Linked DNA regions of Homo sapiens: all the other regions are linked to region 2. The links are chromatin loops, found by intact Hi-C in ENCODE. Cell type or tissue: IMR-90. All regions are shown on one strand.

Evidence for each region. Peaks named below come from ENCODE experiments on the same cell type or tissue, not always from the same donor. Only the 100,000 strongest peaks of a DNase experiment are listed, where the experiment ranks them.
Region 1: a loop joins it to region 2, with 4 times the contacts of the local background. A loop is called at or near these places in 9 of 110 quality-filtered maps.
Region 3: a loop joins it to region 2, with 11 times the contacts of the local background. A loop is called at or near these places in 6 of 110 quality-filtered maps.
Region 4: a loop joins it to region 2, with 7 times the contacts of the local background. A loop is called at or near these places in 7 of 110 quality-filtered maps.
Region 5: a loop joins it to region 2, with 11 times the contacts of the local background. A loop is called at or near these places in 10 of 110 quality-filtered maps.
Region 6: it touches region 2 in a loop (8-fold over the local background); 2 of 110 quality-filtered maps call a loop at or near these places.
Region 7: it touches region 2 in a loop (7-fold over the local background); 3 of 110 quality-filtered maps call a loop at or near these places.

The regions. Positions count from the first base shown.
Region 1 is chr5:164,011,652-164,015,651 of GRCh38, forward strand. No RefSeq gene overlaps it. Among named protein-coding and RNA genes, the nearest start is that of LINC03000, 280 kb to the right of the region's middle. In IMR-90, a CTCF peak has its summit at 1,615 (motif pointing right); a DNase peak (open chromatin) is centred at 1,630; H3K27ac peaks cover 181 bases.
Region 2 is chr5:164,671,788-164,675,787 of GRCh38, forward strand. All of the region lies in intron 2 of LINC03000 (long intergenic non-protein coding RNA 3000), which reads left to right. Among named protein-coding and RNA genes, the nearest start is that of LINC02143, 210 kb to the left of the region's middle. In IMR-90, a CTCF peak has its summit at 1,713 (motif pointing left); no DNase peak of the experiment used is centred here; H3K27ac peaks cover 233 bases.
Region 3 is chr5:163,694,887-163,698,886 of GRCh38, forward strand. No RefSeq gene overlaps it. Among named protein-coding and RNA genes, the nearest start is that of MAT2B, 190 kb to the left of the region's middle. RefSeq lists an enhancer at 1,644-1,693. In IMR-90, a CTCF peak has its summit at 1,586; a DNase peak (open chromatin) is centred at 1,625; H3K27ac peaks cover 233 bases.
Region 4 is chr5:164,502,776-164,506,775 of GRCh38, forward strand. All of the region lies in intron 2 of LINC03000 (long intergenic non-protein coding RNA 3000), which reads left to right. The region is part of intron 2 of LOC102546299 (a long non-coding RNA gene); the gene reads left to right. Among named protein-coding and RNA genes, the nearest start is that of LINC02143, 37 kb to the left of the region's middle. In IMR-90, a CTCF peak has its summit at 1,578 (motif pointing left); a DNase peak (open chromatin) is centred at 1,586.
Region 5 is chr5:163,567,424-163,571,423 of GRCh38, forward strand. No RefSeq gene overlaps it. Among named protein-coding and RNA genes, the nearest start is that of MAT2B, 64 kb to the left of the region's middle. In IMR-90, a CTCF peak has its summit at 2,050; a DNase peak (open chromatin) is centred at 2,048; H3K27ac peaks cover 100 bases.
Region 6 is chr5:165,456,094-165,460,093 of GRCh38, forward strand. No RefSeq gene overlaps it. Among named protein-coding and RNA genes, the nearest start is that of LINC01938, 210 kb to the left of the region's middle. In IMR-90, a CTCF peak has its summit at 1,983 (motif pointing left); a DNase peak (open chromatin) is centred at 3,338.
Region 7 is chr5:165,206,868-165,210,867 of GRCh38, forward strand. No RefSeq gene overlaps it. Among named protein-coding and RNA genes, the nearest start is that of LINC01938, 35 kb to the right of the region's middle. In IMR-90, a CTCF peak has its summit at 2,462 (motif pointing left); no DNase peak of the experiment used is centred here.

The sequences.
Region 1 (4,000 bases), 660 kb before region 2:
ATGCTCATTAATCCTCATAATGATATTATGGGTTTGTGCTATTGGTGTTCCATTTAACAGGCTGGGGAATTGAAGCTCATAGATGTTAAGTAATTTACACAAATTCACATGGATCATTTCTGGCTGTACTAGGATTCATTCACAGGTCCGCTGATCTAAAATTTTGCCCATGTACGCTTCACATCTTCTTGCCTCTCATTGAACTACTTCATACAATCTCATCACTGTAAGAATAAATTACAATTATTTAAAAAATACTAAAATAACCCATGAAACTTCTTATAATTGAACTTCCTACCTACTGACTCAATGAAGAAACCTGAAGTTAATTGAATATTCTTCTCAGATTCACTAGCACTGTATTTTTGGCTTTTGCATAAAATATTTGCTGTGTGCCTCTGTTCAGCCTGCTAGTTTCTCTTTAAAGGCCAGAGTCTTTTTTCAATCAATCATATTTATCAGCAAAACACAGTTCATCTCACCAAAATAACCAGAGGACAAAGGTTGAGTTAAAAAGTTCTGGGCAAAAGCCCTTTGACCATAAATTAACAGCAGATTGGAAATTTGATTTTTTTCAAAAGTCATTAATCATAGCAATCCCTAGTAAACAGTAATAAATATTTGTGTGTAACTTCTTTATACATTAAAAATTATCAGATCAACCTAGCACCAACTCATTCTGTTTGCTGGAATTTTTTTAAAGAATATCAACGTGTTTTTTTTTTTTAAATATATTCTGTGAACATTTTGATTGATTGGAAGTTAAAAGGAAGAGCAGGCTTTTTGCTTTCCTTGGGCTTAAGTCCTGTGAGGATGTCTCCAGAACTTCAAATAAGTCCCTCCAAGGGAGAGAAAAACCCAGCACTTAGCAACATGCAGCCTTAGTGCCTGGGGACTCCCTGTCACCTCACGTTGGAAAAGTGGCTGATGAACTATGCAGATCACGAAGATTGGGTAATAAAATCCCACCACCATCAGACCAGGAAAATCTATTACTCACCTCTTCTATTAATAGAGTTAGAACTTCGATTTCACAGTGCAAAAAGCTCAGATTTATTTTGCTTACTTGAATCTCAAAGCTTGAGTGGTCTCCGATTTGGGAAATGTAAATTCTGCTTCCCTTTAAACTAAATAATACTTCTATTTATAACACTTGTCATAGCCTCTACACTCTTTTTTTGCATATAAAATGCTGCAATATATATACCTACTCTAATGTTTCTAGTAGGGGACGTTTAGCACAGTGATTTATTAGAAAATAGGAAAGAAAGAACCACGCTCACCTCTGGGGCAAGGAGGTGGGTGGGGAAACTTGCCCATTCTACCCCTTTATATATAAGAAGTGAAAAATCTGTCCTGTTCATTTGTAAATTCACTTGGAACCTTTCTTCTTGTTGAGCTGTTTGATAACAGAAACGTGCTGAGATTTTTGTTTCAAGACAATTCCCATTTCTCAGAACTCCCCCTACTTTTTCTGTAACTATCATTCAGGAAAACGGGAATAGCAGCTTAAACAGTTAATAGTCAATTCCAGCTCCCATTTTTATGAGTGAAAGACAGTTTCTCTCTTAAGATGGTAACAGTTAAATGCAAAACTAATCTAACCAGCCATTGGGTGGCACTGTTGCTCCACTGAATTCTTGGTTAAAGAGCATTTCTCTTATACTAAAAAAGGGAGGCGAAGCGAAACCCTGATTGTGCCTTAAGGAAAGTAGCATTGTTTAAATGGGAAAACTGACTTTCCCCTGTTTCTTTGATTCTTTCTATCTAGTAAACATTCTTTGACCCAGAAATGACAACTACTTGTCATTGTCCGTATTCGAATGGAAATATTAATTGTTTGATGGGTGCTACCTGGAGTCTTGTGTTGAGAAGGATTCTGAGGCCGCATCCAAGACAATGGAGAGAATGTTATGGATTGATTAGCAATATTGGCTGTGGGTATGGAATATTGGAGTGGTGACATGCTTGTCATTCTTGCTTGAGAGTACATTTTGAACTCCTTGTGCTGATGGCCTTGGTATAAATTCTGCACTTTCACTGGGGCTAGAATGGAGAATATGTGGTTAGAACAGAAAGAAAAATGTTAGAGTAAGTTAAGCGATATGTTAGACTCAGGATATTAAAGCATATTGTTCATCCCTGATAATGTGAACATGACCTGAATTATAAGTGCCCTCTTTTCTTACCTACTTGATCTAAGCCAGAGTTTTAAGATTATGAGAAAATGATGTCATTACCACAAGAAGGATAATCATTTTGGATTGGCTGTCCACAGAAGGTGAAGGTCAAAACAAATTGTTTTCATCACAACATCAGAAACCTGGAAGCCCAACTATATATTCAGCACAGAGTTAATGATGCCATGCTTATTTGATTTCAAATCTATTATGGTTTTTAAATTTACCATGAAAGAGCTATGACTGCCATGTATGTATGATTTTGCGAGTATATTAAGCTTTCTCCAGCTCTCTAAAAACCTTACAATATTCCTTGACACTGGGGCGTTTATTGAACGTGCTATGCAAAAGAGTTTTCTGTGATAATAAAAGCCTTCCATATTTGTGCTGCCCAATAAGATAATCACTAGCCATTTGTGGTTACTGAGCACTTCAAATGTGGCCAGTGTGATTGAGGAACTGGATTTTACGTTTTTATGTAATTTAAATTTATTTACATTTAAATGTAAATAGCCAAATGTGTCCACTAGCTTCTTTATTGAACAGTAAAGTTCTAGCCACTTCAGAAATTATGAACTCTGGGATTTGGAGGCTGCACAGTCTATCAAACCACATGACCTTCACACAGGCACAATTATATCCAATAGAATAGTTAAGGCTTATTGAGCATTCACTATGTGTACTGCATTGTTCTTAACATTTTACTTATTTAATCTTCCCAACAACTTATGTAGAAATACCCTTGTCCCCATTTTACAGATGAGAAAATTTATAACAAAGTGATATCTGCTAAAATGTAGATAGATGCCCAACTGGGATACATTGGTCCTGTGTGCTGGCTGAGGTTTGGTTTCTCTTTCAACTAATACTGTCTAAATGTGTATTCATTGTTTGTTTAGGAAGGAATTTGAGCTCATGGATGGAAAGGCAGAGAAAGATGGCCCTGGCCGTCTCAGGTCCTCTCTGCAAAACAAGAATCCTCTTTAGAAGGTAGTGTCATGGCCATTTTGTTCCTGGGAGATGCCTCTTGAGAGTCTCATCTTCCTCCGTCTTCTCTAAATAGCTTACCCAAGTGTTCCCTCAACGAAACAGACTTCCGTCTTTGGAGGTTTTCCAGCAAATACAATTTTCTCCAACTTACTACATTTACAGTGTTGTTCTAACATCTTTTACAGATAACGCCCTGGGTAACCGCCTGTACCTGGCTCTGAGGGGGCACACAGTTAAGGTTTTGTGGTGGCCAGAGGACAGCAAAGTTTTACAATGGCAGAAAATCAGTGAAGGTCTGCTGAAGATAGAATAATGTTACTCCCAACACCTACCCCGGAACACATGAATATATTACCTTACATGGCAAAAGAAACTTTTCAGATGTGACAAACGGGTCCTGAGGTGGGAAGAATACCGTGGATTATTGGGGTAGGTCTCACATAATCACGAAACACCTTATAAAAGGCAGACATAAAATCAGAGAGGAGAAAGCAATGTGATAATAGTGGGGAGAGAGAGGGAGAGAGAAAGGAGAAGATGCTATAATGCTATACTGCTGGCTTTTAACAGGGAAGGAGCCAAGAGACAAGGATTGTATATGGTTTCAAGAAGATGGAGAAGGCAAGGAAACAGATTCTCCCCAAGAAACTGCAGAAGGAATGCAGCCCTGCCAGACCCATTTTTGAACTTCTTACCTCCAGAGTTGTAAGATAATAAGCTAGTATTAACGTAATTTGTTGCAGCAGCAATAAGAAGTCAATACACATTCTTCGAAAGAGAGACTTTTGAGCCAATTCACAGGATTGAAGAGCATTGTGAGATAAAGTCTT
Region 2 (4,000 bases):
TAGATGCATGCATGCATATCTTTGTCAAAGCCCTACCCGAGATTCTATTGTGGTTTAATTGGTCTGTGGTGGGGCTTGTGCAACAGTATTTTTCTTCAGTGTTTTTTAAACCCTCTACCCTGCCCTGGGATTTCACATACTACTAGGTTTGAAAATCTCCTGTATATAAATTACAGAAACTGAATGGAATGAAGTGTTTAGATGTATTGAATTGCTCTCTGGATTGAGAATCAAAGGAATTGGGTGCTAATTCTGAACTTTGTGAAAACAATTTGCCTTTCTATATTTTTTCCTTCTCATTTGGAAAATAAAATAGTTTTATTAGGACAGACTCTAAAGATCCTTGTAGTTCTGAAATAAAAATGTCATTATTCTAAATACTAAAGCCATGTAACATTTCTCCTTCCTCATGCTATTTAAATCAACATTTGTACATAGACTTAGTATGACAGATTCCTCCCTGAAGGAGTATTAGATTAATGGATGGTTGGAGATAGTTTATAAATCCCATCCCCAAAGTAAAGCTTTATCAGATATCCTGAAAGAGATCTGGGTACATTAGGGAAAATAACATTTCCATTCCAGATTCAATACTGATCCATCAAATCTGTTTGCCTGCTGTCAGCAGAAGTTAATGCCAGATGCTTGAGAGGCAGGCCGGAACAATCCTGAATGCCACCAGTTAACTGTGTGAAACTCGACTGTGGGGAACAATTCTCTCTGGTTCCTCCAGATACTGTTGAGACATTATGAACTATTAGCTTTAATTACACTTTCAGTGGCGTAGCTATGAGCGCAAGGATCAGCTACACTCAAATCCAAGTTGTAAAAACCCAGTCACACAGTTAGTTTCTGTGCTTGAGTCACAGATAAATGTTCCAGTGTGTTCTAAATAATCCCAAGAAATTATTCTGGAACCTGCGCCAGCTTACTTCCTGCTTCTGGAACGGCAGTGCTTTAATGAATTTCAACTTTTATAAAATGTAGATTTTGATGTTTTGGTTAGGGAACACATCTAAGTAACTTCAGGTTCAGAGTGACGGAGGATGAATGCGTGAGACATCTATATGTTCTCTTTTAACATAGGTTTTAAAAAATGTTATTTGCAATTTAATCATGAGGCAGGACAGCATTTTAGCTGAAATGATGGCAGTAGAAGCTATAGTCACTGCCAAGGGTGCTTGTTTTGGCTCCTCTAAGGTAGAAACTAGCTCACGGCTTGAACAGGCAGCTTCATGAGCGATGGAGGACCAAACACTCTAAGGCCTAAATCAAATAAAGATCTAGTTAAGTGCCTAATGGACCTCTCAAGCAGATGCAGACAGTTTCAATATGCTAACTATTGTATAAGATTATTAGGTTGAGAGTGCAACATAAAATCTTATTAAGACATAGCACAAGATATGGAAAATGGACAAAGGCAAAAGAAAGGCTTTTCCAAATGTTTCTGGACTAAACTTCAGTTCAGGCATTCAGCATATGTATATACTGAATGACTTTTTTCAAAAAATATTTTCAAAGATAACTTAGATTGAAATTGAATAAACGGTTCCATTTTTTTCAGACTCTTAGATTAGACATCTTACTTTATTTGATTCACAGAAAACAAATTTTTTAAATTTACAGTGTCCATCAGTTCAATCTGGTCTTATGGAAAAATGAACAGCTATTATCTTTTAAAGGTTTCCACCTAGTGGTAAAGTTATTATGAGCAGGAGATAGGACCTCAATGATTAAAGCAGATACAAACACTAACATTAGGCAAGTACTTCAACTTTAGTCTTTTGTGAAGTTGAGAACTAGGCTTTAAGTACATTCATGATGCTGATAGTAGCAATCTACTTAAACTTTTGTGGGAATAAGGTCACTTTTCTCCTTTTGCTTTACTTACATTGCTGCCTTAATTGCTGTTAGAGATGTCTTAACTCTATAAAATTATAAGCAGTAGTTTGTACGCTTTTTGTAGGCTTCAGAGAAAGATGCAGCATAAAGTAGCAATTTTCTTTAAGATTAAAAATAAAAACTGGTTTATGTAGAGTCATCAGATTATTCATAGTGAATAAAGAACATAACCTGCAAGGGAGTGAGGAGGTATAAACCCTCGCCATTAACAAACCATACACATTTGCTCAACCATCTTTTTAGGTCTCAATTTCATGCTCTGTATAATGAGGGAGTTGTAATTAAATCTGGGGTGACACATTGGTTGCCATGGGCTAATATGAGTTTTTGATGTTCACTGCTTAATCTGTACATATTAGAGGAGAGGAAGAATGTGGAAGTGTAAGGGAGGGAGAAAGAGGAGGAAGAGGCAGATAAAGAGCATTTCAAGCTTCTATGTAGAGCAGTCATTCTACAGAAGGCCCCAGTCACCATGAGTCCCTTTCCATGCTAGCTGTTTTACTCAGCTACTCATCTGGTCTTTGATGGCATGTGAGGTTGTGTCTCCAAGTCTGGATGATTTCTAGAGTGACATCTAGATTAAGCCTATTTCACAGTTATCCAGGTATCTTGTGAAATCAAATTAATGGGTAATATTTATTGAGTTATTATGTACCAGACAATGCACATTATCAAAGTTCATCCTTACAACCACTCTAAACATCTATCATTTTCCTTTCACCAATGAATGAAGAAACCACAGTTTGTGGAAGTTAAATAAGTTGCCTGAAGTCACATAGTCAGAAATTGGCAGAACAGGGATTCTAGTCTAGTACAATCCAGAACTCAAGTACCTAATCTGCCCAGAGGTCTGTTTCACATTCCCAAACTAGAGAATTGGCATTTATATTCTATAGTTGACTGGTCACTCTCTACCTAGCTTCTCAATATATCTTAATTTTGAAGATGCAAGGAAACAAAAAAGAGGTCGTCTTTTGCTTTGTAATGCTGTTACATCTCAGTGCTTCCTAGTGTGATTTATGCAACCAAAACATATTTAGATGAAGGTAAGCACAAAGAAAAAGGCAGAGAATTGACGTAAGTTTTTTCTCCTTGATTGTGTTACAACTTCAGTATTGACTTGTGCAACAAAATGTTCGAAAGCATTCAGAATAGAATTTGAAATTTCTCTAAAACAAATGCAGCATTGGGGTGGCACATCATTGTGAATCTGGTCCTGTGACTGTAAGGATGACATTATAGTTTACTACTTGACCAAAGAGTTCCATTAGTAATATGATGGGATATGAAAAATGTGGGCTTTAAATGTTTACATTATTTAAGACTAACTCATCTTCTAAATATACATTTAAACATTTTTGGGGACATTATGAGGGAGAAAAGGTAGAGAATAATTAATCTGGATGCTTCCAAAGTACAGTTGCCTGTAAGAATCACAAATCTAATGATTAAAATGTCAGAGCATAGAAACTTGCATGTAACGTGAAGTAGTTCAACAAGATACATTGTACTTTAATTGTACTCAATGTGTGTGATTCAGATGGATCAATTGTAAAAAGTAGGGCAACATACTGATTAAAAAGTTCATTGTTTTTTCAATAACATTTTACTATGTTGTTTTCATGAGAAATTGCTAAAACTTGCCTTGAAATGCTGATGGAATTCTAAGCATATTCAGGCATCAAAACTCATTGTGCATTTGAAATTTCTCCATGGTCTGTTCTGAATAAACTGGCCACTGGGGTTAATAGTCATCAAGCCAGGACTTTCTGACCTATTGGAAATTTAGATCGTAGCTTATTTTGTACTGCAGCATCCTGTGCTGGTCCTCTAAGGACTCAGCACAAACTGTAGAAAGCAATTATGAGCTTGGAAAGAGATGAAGCCAGAGAGAGCAAGATTCGCTTCTTAAAACTTTTCTTTTTCTCCTTCTTAATATTAATGTTTCCCTCCACAATGAGTTAACAGAATGAGGTAGAGAAAAGTTCCCCCTACTTTGCAAAGTTGAACCTTTTTCTTTCCTTGCTTAGGTGATAGCACTGACACTTCACACAGAGGGCTAATTTACATTTAATGCCTTGGAAATTAATTATAGAGA
Region 3 (4,000 bases), 980 kb before region 2:
TTTTTAAGCAAATGAAAACATTTTCTTTAAAAGCAAATAGTATCTCAATATTGCCTCCTGCAGTCCTGTGGCTCTACTGTTTGACCATGGGAGTATATGTTATCTCTCCTTATTTATTATCCCCATTTGAAAAATAAAAGTCTTCCTCTTTGGAGATTGAGTGTCGTGTTTATTTTATGCTTGATGATCCCTTGGTTAAGGATGTATTCATGAGAAATAATCAGTACAAATGACAATATTTATGTTAAGCTCTTTTTTTCTATGAAATTATTCTTTAGAAATTTTGCTGCCTCTAATCTTTCCAATCTGCCATAAGATTATCCGTGAAATTGCTACAAGATTTGCCAGTGGTCTCACGGGATAGGGGCTGCAGCATGAAAATTACACTACAGTATTTTGAAAAAGTACATCAGAATTAATTCATTGTTGTTTTTCTTCTGATCTGTAAGCAGTTTAAATTCATACTGGCCTCTGCTGTGTGTGGGAGAGATCCATAGATAATTTGTGCCTTTAATGACAGAGGTTCTCACAATTCTCTACATGAATGTCATGACAGGGAAGACAAAAATCCCTTTTTGCCACTTAGAAATGCAGGACAAAGCAGCTGACAAATGTCATCTGGAATTTTATGTCATACAAACACATATTCCCTGTGTCAGCAAGGGTACGCCTATATGATTTTAGCCGTTTCCTTCTAATTTCTCTAGAAATAATGGGTTAGTTCACACAAGACAGTGTGGAGATTATTGATATAATCACAAATTGAAATGGGACCCTGAGCTCTCTGTTCACAGAAAAACTCGCCTGGCTTTCTCTGTATTTGAAGTGATTAACGATGGTGCAGCATTGTGGGAAAATGGTATGTCTATAATTATATGAAGCCACAGGAGGGAGAAACCCTTTCTGAACCTGGTCTTTGAAGACACCCAAGTTATTTGAGTCTAAGCCATTAGGGGGAAAAACAGGAAGAAAAAAGCAAGAAAACTATAAAAAAAATCAGAATATGTAGTTGTGACACTGGTCTAGGGAGAGACTGTGTGAGACAGAAACAAAACGGTTGGGGACATGAAAAGGTAACAGACAGCAGGAGATATTGGTTTAGCAGTTAAACAGGAGACTGTGCAAAGCCAGAGCCCTCATCCCGTTAGCTGACTGGCATCTCCCTGTCATCCCTATCACTCCACCCTCCTTTCTAACCTGTAATATGGAGACAATATTTCTCACCATCTTTTGTGGGACACAGTGACACAGACAGACTGCTAAAAATAGAAAAGACGATGTCAATATTATAAATAATGACGTAGAATAGGCTGGTCTTCACTGCAACCTCTCTCTCTCTTTCTGTCTCTCATATTTGTTAACGTACAGGCCTTCTTAAAATGTAGAAAGACTTAGGACTTATGTGCATTTCAGAATCACCTGTAAGGTGCAAGCGGCGTCTGGGACACTGTTTTCTCCCCAGCAGTTTTGGTGCCCTGCTCGAAGGAGATGGACTGTATTCTCCGGCTGCCCAGGGGCAGAGTTGGGGCTGGCCAGAGGATGTGAATACAAACCGGCAGCTTATTTCCATTCCTGACCACTTGGTGACACTCTAGCTTTAGAAACTGCTCAGCTACAACAAAACCCTGGCATACAGCTTCCTTCTAGGTTGGCTTCTGTGGTTTCAAAGACAGTCATTGTTTTGAAGAAGGTCATTTGGAGAGTTCGGTGGCTGATGTGATTAGAATGTGTACAGCGAATCGCATTCCAGGTGCTTTGTGTGCTAACACTTAGGTGTTATTACCAGCATTAATTATCCAAGGGACATGTAACAAACACAGGTGGGCCCTTGTTGGTTCATTTAAAAGGCAAGGCTCTGCAGAATGCAAACCTCCAGGTAGCCACGCTGGCCTTTAATTTGGAGTTTAATTTAGGGGTAGCTGGAGCACACCAGACCTCGTCTATTCATAGATTGGATGTCATAAAAAGAAAATTATTTCAATATTAGTTCCTCTCCAACATATGCTGCACACACACACTTACCCCTAGAGTAAAAACAGTCGGCAAGAACTTGAAAATGTTGTTAAATATACTTCCTTGCATGTGATAGTTTAGGTTTTTTTCCTACCCTCATCCTCTTTACTTGCATAACTTTTTATTCATTAGTAAAAATGACATTTTTCTTCACAGAAAGAACCATCTATCAAATGAGTTAACTACCCCCAGGTTGCAAAACACATCACCCAAAATGACACATCTTCATCTTCATCTTGTTCTCTACCTCCCTTTTTCTTCTGGGACCAAAAGGGATTCGAGGAAGAAATTTGTACACTTTTTTTTTTACAGCATCAAGATGACTTTCTAAAACGGAGGAGATTTCAGTATTTAGCTGAAGGTCCTTGTGTTCTGTTTTAATGGGAGCCTAGGAGGGGGGGTTTGCCCACTTTTAAAGATGCTAGTGAGAGCCGTGCTTTTCTGACTCATTAATTTGGAAAGGCAAGAGGAGGCTGCCATTAAGAAATGTCTTTGCAATTAATTGCATGTAAAACCAAGTTTTTTTCTGACACATTTATAGAAATTGCTTTACCTTATTTATGCTGATATGCTTCTGCTGGCCTTAGCGTGAGTGGAACTGGCCCTAGGCAAAATCGAGATGCTGGCAAAATCTGTTTCTAAGCCGCTTCTGATTTTGTTGCTCACCTTTCCCTTCTCTGAATCCAGAACTTCTTTTTTATTTCCCCTTAAACCGTATTAGTTTTGAGTTCAATTGCCTCTGGCATTCCACTTATGAACGGTGGACTGTCCTTGGGCTTGGGGGTCAGCAAGCTCTGGTAGGACCCTGACTCTGCCATTTTCTTGCTGTGTAAGTTTAGGGAAATGATTTAATTTTCCCATTTTGAATAATCAGTGAAACACGGTAGGTGAAGCTTGGTGTCTGGCTTCAGAAGAGTGGAACACACAAAGTGCTTGTTAAAAATGAAATTTTCTAAATCTTATTGTAGAAAACTGGCTCAGAATTTTAAGGAAAGACTCAGGAATCTGCACTTTTAAAAGTGCTCTAAGAAATTCTCAACACTTACCTAAGTCTGTGAACTCCTGGCTTAAGAAATAAATCTTCCAAGGGGTAACTGTCTTTGTAAAAGGATCAGGAAAAACAGCATCACCGAAAGGAGGGGATGAGTAATGGGGGAGGGGGGTTACTTAGATATCATGGTTTTTTTTTGTAGGGAAGAGATTTGTGGGCAAAACAGGGTGTGATTTGATCAATTTGTGGTCCTGAATCCCATCTAGACAGGAGAAGTTGGGCATTTGATTCAGTATATTGTTTAGGCAAAGTACACAGTACCTCCTTTCTAAAGTGGAGATGCTAAATCCATTGATTTTATTCCTTCGATGTCATTTTTTCCAACTTTTTAAAAGTTGTTTTCTGTATTAGATCATTCCTCCCACCTTTGCTGATTAGTAGAGGCTTTTGCTGGACTGTAAGCTCCACGAGGGTGGATACCGTGATTTTGTGCTCCTTTGGGATTTCAGGTTCTAGCACAGCACAAGCATGTGTGGTAGGTATCTGGTCAATGAATACCTGAGGTGGGTAGAAAAATTTTCTTAACCTCTAACACGTACTGATCAATCTTCCCTTTTCTTCGTTCCGTTCACCTTTGTGTATACTTAAGGCCTGAACAGATTGAGATTCAGTGAGCAATAGAACTGTTTCAGGGGAGGTTGATGCTCTGGATGAAGCTGGGTTGCATGTATTGAAAATCAGGGATGGCTGGATTTATGGAAGGCAGATTTTGAGGGAAATTAATTCAGTATTGGCTTGTGCCTGGCCATCTTTCTAGTTCAGATCATCTAGGAGATTAAAGATCCACTAACCCAATACCAGTCTGATTTGCAGAGCATGTTGACCATTTGGAAAATTGAGCGATGGAGCAAGTTACTCCCTGCCGGGCTTTGATGTTGACCCAGACATTTAGTGCCTAGTGAGAAGATTTTAAGGAGTAACAATAGTGAGGATTGT
Region 4 (4,000 bases), 170 kb before region 2:
TAGAGCCTCAGAATATGACCTTTTTTTGGAAATAAGGTCTCTGCAGATGTCGTTAGTTAAGGATTGAGATGATATCATCATGGATTTCAGGTGGGCCTTAAAACCAGTGATTGGTGTCTATATAAAAAGAGGAGAAGGACATCGTGACATAGAAAAGAGGGTGATGTGACGATGGGGTCAGAGATTGGAGCAGTGCACCTAAAAGCCAATGAATGACAAGGATCACCAGCTACCAATACAAGCTAGAGAGTAGCAAGGAAGGATTCCTCCCTAGAGCGTTTGGCAGAACATGGTTCTGCTGACTACAACTTGGTTTTGGACCTCTAACCCACAAACTACGAGAAAATAAATGTCTGTTATTTCAAGCCACTCAGTTTGTTAGTAATGGGTTACGGCAGCCCTCGCAAACTAATACAGTGTCCTGAATTATAATAAATCATTTCAGTTTAGAGGGAGTTTGCTTGACAGATGCCTTTTAGATACAATTGTCCTGTGGGCTGTCACCCCTGCTACCATTTCCAAAGGATACTGGGAGTCCACTCATGAATAATGTCTTAGTAGCTTTAAAAGAAGATGGGCAGGTTTCTTGGTGTCCAAGTAATTTTAAATAATGATGGATCTAGGAGATATAAGTTCAGTTCACTGTGCCTACACCTAGTCATCTATTTTAAGTAAGAACCTAAATAGGAATAAAATACATAGTTGACCAGGTGCTGTGGCTCATGCCTGTAATCCCAGAACTTTGGTTGGCCAAGGCCGGTGGATCACTTGAGGTCAGGAATTCAAGACCAGCCTGGCCAATGTGATGAAACCCTGTCTCTACTAAAAATACAACAATTAGCTGGGTATAGTGGCAGGCGCCTGTAATCCCAGCTACTCGGGAGGCTGATACAGGGGAATCACTTGAACCCGGGAGGTGGAAGTTGCAGTGAGCCGAGATTGGGCACTCCAGCCTGGGCAACAGAGCAAGACTCCATCTCAAAAACAAAAAAAAAAACCACATAGTTATTTTCAGGAGGCAGCCTAAACAGCTAAGAAATTAGTTGCTTATGGGAGGTAGGAGGACACGTTATTATGGAAGAGTTGATGTGTACACATTCACCTACTCTGCCACTTGTCAGTTACATCTTTGCCAACTGAAACTGTTTAAAAAAATGCTTGTATCAACAATTAAATAAACCACCTCTGATATTTAGAAAACTTTCCTTAGCTTCCTACTTGACACTTTGCACATTTTCTCCCACAAAGCAAGTTTCTCCTCTTAATTAACCAAAGGCAAGAATGATTTCTTTCAAAACTCAAACCTATACATTTAGAAAGAAAAACACCAACCCGAGGGTAAATTCATTCACATCGGTGTGTAAAACAGACCACTTCTGTTCAAAGCCCAGGAAGTGCTGATCACGCTCCTGGCCTCAATAGAAGATACAGATCATTAAAGCTCAACCCAGTGTCTGTAGCTAGGTTGTTTATTACAAAAGTAAGAATCACTAACATGTCCTCTTTGCTAGAACCATAAATCTGAAACTTCTCTTTATTAAAACTGAGATTTGACAACTGCAATACCATAGCTCCCCCTGCTGTTCTGATGCATATTGTCAGCTGCCTTTGGCAAAATCATTTTATGCCTTTCCCTTCCATTCGGCCCTCCTCTGAGCTGTTTCTGATATCTAAGTTTCCGTTTGCTTCTTAATTCTTCATCTCACCTCCCTGTGCTATTTAGCAACCCAATGGCAATTTGGAAATCGATTTTTTATGATCCTCATGTTAATATCATCTTTCACAGGCAGTGTTGGAATGATTCTACTTTTATTTAAGATCATTTCAACTGCTCTGCTAGAGCAGCTTGGAGCCTCGGAAATGGAGTTTCTACTTGCATGGACCCCTCATACATACCTCCCTGCACACACATACAGTAGTTTAAACAAACTGGAAACAAAAGAAACGTACATAACAGCCAAAAATGTTGCTAAGAACTTTATAAAGCAACGACAGAGCAGCATCAAAGCATCTGCAAATGCTTTCTCTTTCCAAATTAATACTCTATCAGTATAAAGGAGGCCACTCACCACTGGCTATATTTTCATTTTTATAAAGTATTTTTATGACTGTTTAGGGAAAGCCTGTATACAGCCATTCCCTCCATTTTGTGTGTGTAGTTTTCTTGCTCTGAGCCAACATTCCATCACCTTGGCCAAAGTAACATATATATATATATATATATACACACACACACATATATATGTATAATTTATAAACGTATTTAATTTTTATATGTATTTAATTTATATATTTAAGGTATGGCTTGACATACATTTTGGAAGATGCCTGGAGTATAAGTTATGGGTGACTGCAGAATCCTGATCTGGTAGGCTCTAGATCCTGAAGGCATTTTTCCTAAGTTAAAATTATGCATATATGCAAGATAAGGAACATGTATGTACCCCTTGTCTGGGATAGATGGCAGGCTAAGGGACCAATTTTAAGAAGACCAAGTGGACCTGCCATCTGGTATTTGTAATCATCAACTTCCATGTATGCCTCACCACTGGACTAGAAGCTACTTGAAGACAAACATTGTAAATTGTTCTCCAGCTCTTTCAGCATCAGTACAGAAAGCATTTTATGGATCTTGTGTGGCTGAGAGAATTAATGCATGAATGAACACTGCAGACCCTTAAAATCCTGTTAGGCAATATCGTTCCTTTCTAGACTCATCTTGCAGGCTCTATTCAAAAATGAAGCCAAAGGAAATTAGGATTTCAATCATTAGCTTTCCATGGCATATTTAGTTTGCTTTGTGTACATTTTCTCAAGCAATAGGCATTGTGTATGCCTTTGCTTTTGTAAAATATCCTACAGAGTTATTGGGAGAGATATAAGAAATATGTTACCAGATTCAAAAAGCACATAAGATAACCTGGAAGGCAAAACCAAACCACAAAGGAAACCATATATAAAACATTTAATTTCCAAACTGTACTTTACAAATAAGCATTTTGCAATTTTGATTAATCAATATTTATCAGCCAGTCTTTGTGGCTTGTTTCCTTTGAGCAAAGCACAATGCTGATGCAGTTTTTAGGAACTGCATACCTAGACGGATGAAATAGTAAACCCTGGGGCTGCTGCTATCAAAGGGCTTGTAAAACAGCATTTTCTGGATAGCCCATCATCTAATATGGTGCAATATGCGAGGTCTGCTTTCAGCTAGAACCAAATGTAAAAATTATGATTTTTATCAAAGAGCAAGCATGCCAAAGCCCTCTCCTGCTGCTGCAGCACCGGGCAAATGCAGGCCATGAGACCAAAAGCCAATGACCAAGGAAGGTTAAGGAAACACAGAAGAGAGCAAAAGCAAAAGCTATGAGACAGAGCGAAATCACATTGACAGATAGTTAAAGCCTGGAGCCCTCTTGTGTGATAATACCTGGAGCACACTGAAGGAACCTGTGCAGTTGTTACAGCATGGCTTTAATATGTACTTTGCAATCATTGCAGATGATGAATGCATATTCTGCTGTTATTTTTTTCTTTGTCAAATTGTGTGTCAAATATAGGATGATAGTAAAAAAAAAATTAAATGCCATATACCCCCATGCTTTTTTATTATCATCCCTAGGTAGAACTGCTGAGAACAACTTCATACATTTAATTTCAAGTCATTTAAAAAATAAGCTTAGAAACATAGAATCATTATGTAATCATTTCTCTTGCTCCCTCTGTGTGCATACATGTGTAGACATGGTTTTTTAAACATAAAAGAGAATTTATGACATTGATATTAACATCCATAGAATTAAGTCACCATTCTTACAGAGGGATAAAAGACAAAAATACTGATTATGAGAGACACAAAGAAGAACTAGCAGACCCTAAGTTATAGAAGATAGCAAAGAGGGAGCATCTGGGCAAAAATTGAGATAATTTCTTTACTGTGAATGTGATTAGGAAATACACAAATTCCTTAGTGAATAAGACTTTAAAATGCATGTCAGAT
Region 5 (4,000 bases), 1.1 Mb before region 2:
CTGAATCTTCACCTCTTCTCAACCATAATTCCTGGCTAATCCTTGTGCCTTTTCATGCCTTTTTCTCAGGCCATCCGCACTTTCTGTGATACTCTTCTTTTTTTCTGCAAAAGTTGGTGTGGTTCTCTGCCCCTGCATTTCTCTAAACTATTTGTTTCTAGAGTGTGCCCCGTGGGGTTCAGTGGTCAAATAAGCTTGGAGAATGATTGTTTTTTTCAAATGGAGTTTTATGCTAATGTGCATTATAAGTTCCTCAAAAGATGCGATTGCATGCAGGGTTTCTCAAACAATTTAAACCTAGGAATTTAAAACTCACTCTTCCTCCCTCCCTCTTCTATTCTTTCTTCCTCCCTTCCTCATTCTCTTCCTTCCTCCTCCCATCCTTTTTTGTTTTCTTTTAAAATATTTCATGGGGCTACAATGCCATACTATGTGTTTTGGAGGATACAGCTCTCTTATAGTTATGGTGACTGAATTCCTAAGTAATGAGCCCAAGGCCAGACTTGAGGACTAATTCTATTCCTAGACAGGGTATGATGAGGGCATCAATTAGCCCTGATGATACTCTGCTGAGAATTCATTTTTTGCATCTAGAACTATGCTCTTTCCGGCTTGCCTAGTAACCAAAATCCTGTCTTATAAGGCATTCCAGTAAGTGCATTCCCACTTTGGGCTCCTGCACATTTTCTAATTCCTTTGGCCTGATTTGTCATTCCAAGGTCTGGCATCCTACCCAGACCCCAAACTGGACTCTGTATTGCTAGTTTCTCTTCATGGCATGGCTTACATTGCTACCTGTGTTCTCTCAATCTGCCTTTCCTGGTGGCCTGTCTCAGTATCCCAATCTTCATTATTGGCTCTATGCCTTTCTGACCCATCCTAGCTCTTTGTCAAGTATTTGGTCTGGTTTGGTTGTTGAAGACTTTAGGCTTTTGGGCCAAACAGTTCCAATTCCAGTTCCACGATCTGATAATTGTACACTCTGGAGTAAGTTACTTCACTTTGGACCTCAGCTTTCTCATCTATTAATAGAGGTAACTCCCTCATACAGTCCTTGTTGGGATTAAATGATAAACTGCAGGTGATATGCTGCTAATATCACGTGGCACAGAACAAGAGGGCAATAACTATCAGTCGTTATATTACCTAAGTCTCAAAGGCTTCTTCGATCAGTTTAGCCCACACTGAGCCCTCTGGTCTCTAAATATTTTGTGCTCGGTGTCTCATACTTAGCACTCAATGCTGTATGTGACTTAGTTACACTGTCCCAAGCTAGATTTGGAGTTATTTTTTTTTTTCAAAATTATGGATAATTTCATACATACTCATTAGTAGAGAGAATAGTAGCATGGATCCTCCTGCAGTTGTCATTGAATTGAGATTTTTGGGATAGCTCTTTTTTACCTTGCTCTACTGTTAAATGTATTATTGGTCCATACACAGGTGACAGGGAATTTGCCCTGACTGAGCAAGAGCTACCCACTGTGTGTGAGGCTTCATATAAAGAAGTACCTGCTCAGCCTCTCTTGGAATATGGGACCACCACAAAGTCTCTGTTTTTTTCTAAAGAATGGGGAGATGGAAGAATGGCACCCTCTCATATGGTTCCTGGAGAATCCACTTCACTTTCCAAAACTTTATTCTCCTGTCTCCTCTTGTCAGTTATTCAAGGCTTGAATTGTGTTCAATTCATTTTGTATCCTCAGCCCCTAACAGAACTTGGTGCAAAAAAATCTTTGAATGATTGTCTTTCCATTTTTGCTAAAGTTTTATTAGAACTGTTTTCTAGTATCAGAATTGAATCCCAGTTCTAGACCTAGAGCCTTAAGGCTGCAGACCTAAAGAAGACAGATCTCAGAGCTAAATCTCTCTCTTCTCTCTCTCTTTTTTGTACTGGATGATTGACATCTGAGGACACAGCATATTGACTTCTTTTAAGATGTTGAAACAAATAAAAACTATGTGCAGGAGGAAACATGATCCTACATTTATTTATGAGGCATCAGACAATGTCTCAGGAAACAGATGTTTTGTGCTGTAATTCCTCTTGATGGCACTGGAGCCTTAAATATCATCGCAAGTCCAGCCTTTCACATTCTAAATCCTATTATCTAGGTTAGCTCATCTGTATTCAAAAGATCAATGTTGCATTATTACAAAGATCCTTTCAAGTGTAAAAAGGATGGCACTTCATTACAGAAAGTAAAAGAAACTAATCAAACTTTCTTGGTGAAATCATTGACTTTTTAAAGTAAAGGGCAAATTTAAGAATTTGAAAGTCCGAGATGCGAGAGAACCCAGTGGTTTAGGCTCACCCTGGCATGTGCCTGGTTGTAGCATGTGGGTCTTGGGTAACCCAAAGAAGAAAGATTTCTTAAAAAGAGTATCAATGCTCCCAGCTGTTCTCATTTCTTCTGTCACCGCTTGGTTGTGTATCTTGGAAAAAAAATATACTTCTGGTGGGAAGACTCAAGGAGAGAATCTGTGCTGTGTGGTATACTGGCAATATTTGTACTGACCTGGTTAATATAAATTGTTAAGAAAACATTGGTAAATATTATTTATTCATAGTGTTAACTATTCTTTCAATAGGCAGTCCTTGTTTCTTTTCATTGCAGTTGGCATTCTCTGGGTTGTGTATTCACATACAGGATGTTTACTGGGGAGTACTTTTGGGATTGGCACCAGTGGAAGGGAGGGGAAGAAAACAGGATGCAGTAGAGGGAGAAGTGGAGTATGGTGCATGCCCAAGGATATATACACAAGGACGAGGAACTCTGGAGCTGGAATGGCCTTTCGAAACTCTCTTCCCTGAGGAGCAGACAGCCTGCCCAACAGTCATTGTGTTGTAAGTGGACCACCTTGGAGAAGGAGTTTGACTTTACCAAGGCATTGCTCTTTAGCTGGGGCAATCCCCAAAGAAAGATGGTAGCTAAGGACTATTTGCTAGCAGCACTCCTAGCAGCCTGGGTAAAATTCCTTTTATTTCTCAAAGAAGAATCTGGGAAGCACGTCACAGTCTCTACCACTCTTAATATCTTAAAAGAAAATGCTCATTGATCAGCTTCAGTGTAATAGGACTGTGGTAGGTACTGGGGCTTATCGTGGTGAATAAGAAACAGTCCTTGCCTTCAAGGTATTTATCATCAGCCTCTTCTTGCTAAGATTTGTTGATTATTACGATATTCCAGGCACAGTTCCAAAGAGTCTACTTGTATGAACTGTTGTAACGCACTAAGCCATATGAGATACTTAGAGCTCTTATCCTCATTTTATAGATGGAGAAACTGAGGCACATGGGGGAGAAATTTGGGGAAGGCTCTTTTCAGAGTCCTGATAGCCTGCTTCTATATTGCTTCCCAAATGTTGCCATTTCTGTAAGATCAAAACCATTCTTTGTATTCTGGTCACTTGTATCTGAGTTAACTATAAAATTTGCTTACTGACATATATTTAGCGTGGCTATTATGGTAAAGCTGCCCTGTCCAATAATAGTAGCCGCTAGTCACATAAATCCATAGAGCATTGAAAATGCAAACCGTCCAACTTGAGGTGCGTTCTTAAGTGTAAAACACACACAGGATTTCAAAGACGTACTGTGGAAAACAAAATGTACAACAGCTCATCATTTTTTTTTTTACATTGATTGCATGTTGAAACAATAATATTTTGGATATATTGAGTTAAATAAAAGTCTATTTTAAAAATTAATTTTAGCCTGTTTTCATGTTTTAATGTTGCCACTTGGAAATTTAAAATTACATACATGGCTTGCATTTGTGGCTTGCATTTTATTTCTATCAGACAACAGTGCTTTAGAGTACCTGAGATTTTTCCAAATGGGATGTATTTTGCTCTTAAATGCAGAGAAAGTCCTTATTTACTTTGGTATTGGGATCAGGTTCTTTTGATATGCTTCATTTAATTTGTATTTATTAATAAGGATTCTATTCATCGGATAGCCACTATGTGCTGGTTGTTTAGTGATTGTTGAAAACTA
Region 6 (4,000 bases), 780 kb after region 2:
CCTAAAACCTCCCTACTTTCCCTCAGAATTCATATGAATCCCTCCAACCTCCTCCCCCTTATACCACACCATGATAGAGTAGGCTCTCACATACACCTGCTTTCGAGGGCCTAACATTACAATCCTAGACTTGTATAACTTTAGAAACCTGCCAGAAAATGAATGTAAAAGCCAGAGAACTATCAGGCTTGGCTGTTTAGGGTAACTCGATATTGTGAGCCTTTCAAAAGAGGCCAGTGGTAAAGAGTGGCAATGGTGGGCTTCAGAGTTGTTCAGGCCATGATTTCATTTATTTTTATTTTTTTAACTTTGATTTTAGGTTCGGGGTACACATGCAGGTTTGTTACATAGGTAAATTGCATGTCAGGGGGGTTTGGTGTACAAATTATTTTGTCACTCTGGTAATAAGCATAGTACCCAATAGGTAGTTTTTCAGTCCCCTCCCACCCTTCACCCTCAGGTAGGCCCCAGTGTCTGTTGTTCCTTTCTTTGGGTCCATGTGTTCTCACTGTTTAGCTTCCAAATATAAGGGAGAACATGTGGTATTTGGTTTTCTGTAATAACCAGTTAGCAACATGATGACAGGATCAAAACCACACAGGCCATGATTTTGGACACATAACCATATAACCTCTCTTCTCCTGTCCTCTCATCTGTAAAAATAAAGATTGTCATAATTAATTTTAGTATTTAAGGAAATAGTTTGATATTGCAGGGATAGAGAAGACTACAGTCAACATTGATGATGATGATTATTATATAGATAGTTTGAAAAAAGTTACAGAAATCTTGACTGTCTTTTTTCCTCCCAACCCATGTCTTCCCTCCTTGAACTTGGTTCCATATAACCATTTTCTTGGCCTCAGCTTACACATCTTTTCATCAAGAAGTTCTACGCAGGCCTTTCACGCTGTCTCTCAATTCCTGGATGCACTGTACATTTCATTTCATTGAACATGCTACATTAAAATTATTTATTTACTATCCGAATCCTTCTCTAGACTTTAAGTTCCATGAGGGCAGGGACTTTGGCAGTTTTTGTTATTGTTGTTGCTTTCTTGCTATATCCCTCATCATGCAAGCACACTATGCAAATTTTGTTAAATTTAAAAACGAATACAGGCATAAATAGATGTGCTGAGGCATAAATGGATGTATGTCTGAATGAGTGGACAGTGAATGAATAAATGGTTACACGATTGGAAACATGAGTGAATGGATAGGCAATCAACTTAGCACAGAGACTTAGAAATGATTGCAATGTCAGTTACAATGATATGAAGTGGAGAATATATTTTTGGATTGGCCTTTGAAATCCTTTAAACCATACCAAATGGCATTCTTTCATATGATTCTGACCCTGACTGCTTCAGTGAGAGAAAATTCAACCAAGTTGGCAATATAGTGAATTTTACTTGGCATGTGGCAAACAGAGTCTAGGGAATAAATAATATGTCACACTAGGCCTGCATTTTCCTCTCAATACCTTAGGAAAACACTTTTATAAACACAGTTCTACCTCTACCTGCTACTTTCACTTAGCATAAAGGTTAAAATATGAGATGTTTCACTTCATATATTGCACATTTCATTATTCTACATTATAAACTCAGTGAATTCTTTGGAGGTGATTTATTATGCAATTTAATTTGATATTGAAAATCCTCCCAAAAACAATCTACAAACTTGCAAAGAATTTTAAGTAATACATCTTGTTTAATGTGTGTGCTGATTTACCCAGACCATTGAAATAAAGTTTGTTTCATTTACCCAGACCATTGAAATAAAGGCATTTGATTGTTAGAAAAACTGTAAATAGTCCACAGTGTTTGGTATATTTCCGGATATTAAAACTTATTAAAACTATTGTTCAGCATGACTTGACACCACTGAGATTTGACAATGGGCCATATCTACATCAGAATAGCTCTGTGGATACAAGAGCAAAGGGAAATGTTATCCACCACAGCTGTTGTGCTGACCCCTACTGGCTAAGTTTAAGAAGAGTGAAAGAACAACTTTTTTCCTAAAGTGGACCTTTCCTGGATTAATTACTCACATCCAATCTTCATTACGTTTCATCTGTCATTCATCAGTAATAATTCCCTGTACAACACGGTTGAATGCATGTGAGCTTGTCAGCCTCATTTTGTATAATTAATGATGATTGGACATACGAATTTTAACAATTTTGAGACGTGTCTACTGACTGAGAATAATTTTTCTAACCTGCTCTGTTTCTATTGAAACAATGTCTTATGTTTCTCTCAAGAGAAGCTTCAAAATTATGTATATATCCAGCAGGCACATGTAAGTATATGTGTCTGAGAGTCATATGTCCTGCAGATATAAAGCACTAAACCTGAAAATACACAAAAAGAAAAACCCTTTCTCAACCAAAGTACAACAGGACAGATTTTATATTATTTATTTTTAAAAGTAAGCCATGTTCAAATTAAATGTCAAGCATAATTTTGTATTTGAAATTTGAAATTTGTGATTATCCTTAGAGAAAAATCATAGAACACATGTCTTCTTGCCAAATTTGTATTTGCATAATAGTGAACTATGAGGTTATAGATCACTTTGTGGCAGAGTGCCAACCCATAAACTGCTTGGTAAAGCTACTAAAAACTTCAATCTGAAATGAATTTATTTCAGTTAGGAGTTTGAATCCTCTATAGAAAATAAAATGCACTGGAGTCTCTTAGTTCTTAAAAAAGAAAAGACGGAGAGAAAATACGAAATTCTGTGTATTTCCACATTTCTTCCTTTAACTGCTACAGACATAAATGCAAAATGAATGTTGACATATTTGTTTAGCATCCCTGAACAGATTAAACTGCTTTAGAAGTTCTTCTGTAATCAGGCTTGAAAAATAGAAACTAACATTCACATCCTTGGATAGATTAAATTGTTTCCAAAGTTTCTCATTAATCAGACACGAAAAATTGTTTGTAAACGTAGAAGTAGGTCCTTTGAAAAGTACTCAAAATTTTTCTTGCGACAAAATTTTTGCAATTTCACTATATAATGCTATTTTTGTCGTATACGTATTAGAAATATGTATACCTGTATCACTTGTCTGTGTCCTTTATTGGCGAGTTGCTAAATAGCAAAAGATTTTGATCCATTGTGGAGTACAGTGTGTGTATAAAAAGAACACTGGGTCTGAATTGTGAAGCTGACTGCCAATTACTTATGATGTGTCTTTGGGCAAAGAAAATAGAAAGAAAATATAATTTTTTTAAAGTTTGGACTTCTTTCCAAGTGAATTCCAAGTACTTGAGTGTTCTTCTTCATAATAAGTCTGTAAGTTTAACAGTGCAGCACACATTTTAGGAATGAGGAAACTAAATCCTGGAGATATTAATGGACTTGTGTGATTCAGTATAGCTAGTAAGTAGTGCAGTTAACATTATATATTAGAACTATCTCACACCAAACTTCCTGTCCCTCTTAGGCTATGATGTCTTTCTTATCCTGCTTTTCTCCTTTGTTAAAAGAAGGAATTGGGCTATATTATCATTATTTTTATATTTTCTATAGCTCTCGTGTACATGGGTCTGTGTTTGGGGATTTTTGTTTGTTTGTTTGGGTTTTTTTTTTTTCTTTTCTTTGACAAGGTCTTGCTCTGTTGCCTAGGCTGGAGTGCAGTGGCGCAATCATGGCTCACTACAGCCTGGAACTCCTGGGCTCAAGTGATCTTTTGCCTCAGTATTCTGAATAGCTGGGACTGCATGCTCATGCCATCATACCTGGCTAGTTTTTTCTTTTTCATTTTTCTTATGTAGAAACAGTCTCACTATGTTGACAAGGCTGGCTTTGAACTCCTGGCCTCAAGCAATCCTGCCATCTTGGCCTCCCAAAATGCTGGAATTACAGGCATGAGCCACCACGCTGAGCCTATGATTCGATTCAGTCTCCCGTTTCCAAATAAAGGCATATTACCTGAGTATTATATAATACACAGAATTCATTGTGTCACTTTCACTTCATC
Region 7 (4,000 bases), 540 kb after region 2:
ACATCCTAGAATTCTGCCACTCAACTTTTGTTTGGCCTTGTTAGGTGGCTTATTCGAAATGCAGAATCTCAGGCCAAAATTCAATCCTACCAGATCAGAATGTGTATGTTAATAGAGCTCTAGGTGATTTGGATGCACTCTCAGGCTTAGAAATTACTGTTTAAATAACGTCAATTTGCATCTCTGAGATAGGGTGTGGGGTTCTATATTCCTACACATCATTTGGCAAATTGGGGTTCTTTGCTGCTCAACCTTCTCCAACATACAGATTTACAAAACGGACCTAAAGCTTATTTTTAAGTGTGTGTATGCTTGAGCACTTCATTGGTCTTAAGTCTGTTTAATGAGATTCAAAATTGCAATAAAAGAGCAAACCAATGACAATGAATGAATGTGAAATGTAAAAATGACTGCACGAAAGGAAAATTGATAATAATGACAAATGAAGAGGGAAAACATAACTCAGAGCTCACGTGCAATAGAAAGAAAATCCCACGTGAAAGGTTGAGAAAAAGAATATCCTGCTAACGTTAGGCGTAAGTCAGAAGCTCAGAGACTTCCTTTCAAGTTATCTGTCTATGGATGTTCTTACAACTTTCCCCTTTTTCCTTCAAAAACAAATTGACTATATTCCAGTTACCTGCTACTACATAACAAAACACACTAAAATTTAGCAGCTTAAAATAACAACTTATTATCTCTCATGGTTCTGTAAATTGGGTGAGATCATTTGGGTGGTTCTAGCTTGGGTTTTGTTTTTTCAGTCAAATGGAGTTTGGGTTGAGTATATTTCACTGGTCCCTATGTCTAAGGTAGTTCATCGGGTGACTGGCAATTGGTGCTGGTTGTCTTTTTTTTGTGTGTGTGAGATGGAGTCTCACTCTGTCACCCAGGCTGAAGTGCAGTGGCATGATCTCTGCTCACTGCAACCCCTGCCTCCCAGGTTCAAGCGATTCTCCTGCCTCAGCCTCCCGAGTAGCTGGGAATACCGGCATTTACCACCATGCCCAGCTATTTTTTTTGTATTTTTAGTAGACACAGAGTTTCGCCATGTTGGCCAGGCTGGTCTCGAACTCCTGACCTCAGGTGATCCTCCTGCCTCAGCCTCCCAAAGTGCTGGGATTATAGGCATGAGCCACCATGCCTGGCCTGGTGCTGGTTGTCTTCTGGTTGTGTGTTGATTGGAATGACTACAGATGTTTTCTCCATGTCCTTAGCTTCTCATTGCAGAGAAGGAGGAAGAAGGAGAGAAAAGGGAAGGGAAGAGACAGCTGGGGAGGGGTCAGGGGGAAGGAGAATGAATTGGAGGGAGAGAGCAGAGAGAGGACAGAGGAAGAGAGAAAGAGATACTTATAAAGAACACTAGAGAAACTTGAGCAGAATTTCCACAGGTAGAACAGAATATATAATCACTACAAATTAGATGCTGTTTTTCACCCCTCCCTAAATATAGATTTCATTTGCATCATCATCTCGTCTGCTAAATGTCATTTTTAAAATGTGAATTTTTAAATGTCAGCTAACAAGGAAGTTTGATACTCAGTCGCTGCTGTTATTCGAACTCCACCAGTCTATTATTAAGGACTTTTTAGCAGCTGATTGCTGATATTTCCAATTAAGACTTGGTTTGTGTAAGTCAATTTAATGTGACATATTTTTTTTTTAAATGTGGTTTACAATTTGCGGGATAGTTTGGTTGCAGTATATCCCTTTCTTGGCCAAAATGCATTAAGCAGATTTGCACAAAGAAATATAATTGCAGTATAATTGCTGAAACTTCCACTGAGACACAAATTATATGCTCTTAAAGATGACTGCTCAGGGGTTTTATAGAAAAAATTCTGCTTTGAATGGAAAGAGATACGAAAAACCTAAACAAACTAGAAAACTTCTAAAGTCTCTGTAACTCAGTGATCTTATCATTCTAGTGTCCATTTGACATCTAACTTGAGTAAGTCATAGTGGACTTTCTTCTCAACTCAAGCCCCTTAGATGCTTTCTAAAAGACGCTCAGCTGATTGCTCTTTCCATTGTCACTATCAAATTATCTATTCTGTGAACAATCTGATTCTCTAATTAATGTCGTAGCACATGTGCATTAATCTGTCTGGTCCTCCAGTTCTCTAATGAGAGACAAACTCACTACAAGATCTTCCTTAAGAAATAACAAACTGACTGACTCAGCATGACACCCTCACCTAATTAATAAAATGGTGACAATTTTAAAATCCCTGTGCTGTGATTTTTCCTTAACAAAAACTGTTTTGCAGATGTGCAAAGGGACACAAGAAAGAATGTAAATTTAGCAGTTCATAACCTTTGACTAAACAAACCAGAGATTAGATGGAATCAATACTGCCAGAAAGAATTTCCCCCAGTCTGGTAAATCTGGAAATGCAAGAAAATAAATCTATCAGAAAAAAAAAATGGTCTGTTTATAGCGACATCTAGTGGTGTTTGTTTTCCTGCTTGCCCATTCCTAAATGAATTCCCCAGGAAGATAGCAAATACAAAAAACTTACTATTTTGTTATTTTTATCAATACAAACACATAACCTATGTAACATGTTATTGGAGTAACAGGAATAAATATTTCAGAAAACCACATGAATTAGCATGAACTGATGATTTGCAGAAGCTATTTTTGAAAAGTGTTGTGGGTGAATGGATTATGACTCTCATGATGACCACAAGAATAGTAATGCCTGTCCTCATACAGAAATAGGTGTATTTCTTGGTGTTGAAACACATGACCATAGATTTTTTTTTTCAGATGAAGCAGGAGATTCATGGTAGAAATAACTTTGTGAAAAATGAATAATCTCATGGCAGATTTATCTTAAACTAAGATAACTAAAATGACTACATTCTCAAAAGGCTATCTTAAAGAATACTGACAACCTCTGTTATCTGATAGTTTACCCTGGAAGAGTTTGTATCACTATGCTAAAAATGTGTGTGTGTGTGTGTGTGTGTGTGTGTGTGTGTGCAGGGAAGTGAGGGGTGGGGTGAGCACAACATGATTATAAAATTTGTCCTGACACTTAGAGTAGACTTTTTGATTAAACACATTTTCTAAAATGGTGGTGATTATAAAAGAATACAATTTTGAAATAAAATCAATGACAGGACTTTAAAAAAGCAAGCAACAGTTTTTAAAAGTCATAGGTTTGTTACAATCCAGGGGATTGTAAAACTGTTAGGTAATATTCTCTCTGGCTATTTCAGAAGAGAATAAATTTTGACAAGGAGCACTTTTTTTTTTCCAGAGGAAGGTTTTTGCCTTTCACCTGTTCTGACACTCAAAGTTCTTCTAGGAGAGGCCACAGAGAAATCTATTCTCTGCGTTGCTCTTATATCTTCTGGATCACTTTAGGACAGATCCCATTCATTATGGACAGATGCCTTCACTGAATTTATGCAACTAATATTTATGGCCACTCATGCTCCGATAGCAATGAATGAGTCTGAACCAGTACGAGATATTAATTATTGCAAACCGTATCTTCACTTTTCTACTGAAAAGAAGTCTTACCTTGTATCACTTGATTTCTGTCTCCAGCACAGCCCCTAGGACTGTCTTTCTGCAGGTGACATCAGTATTATAGGACATTAACGTCTCAGAGGGTCCTTGAAGTGTATGTCTGTCCACTTGTAACCCTGCACTTCAAGGCACATAGAAACTGCTTTGACCTTTTAGGCCATCTCTTCTCTTTAGAGAAGATGAGTTCTTTAGAGAAGGATGAGTCCCTTCCAGCCTGACACAGTAAGCATTACTTTAAAAGCTCGTCATTCTACTTTATTCTCCCGAGTGATAACCATTTTGCCTGCAAGTGTCATAGGTGAATATTTTGAAGACCAAATGTGACTATAATACTGCCAAGTTCTACTCTGAGCATTTTGGAAAATACTTTCTCCCTCAAATACATAATAAAGTTAAATAACTTGACTTTTTCAGGCAGTCAAATTTATCATTGAGGCATAAATTAGTTATACAGTG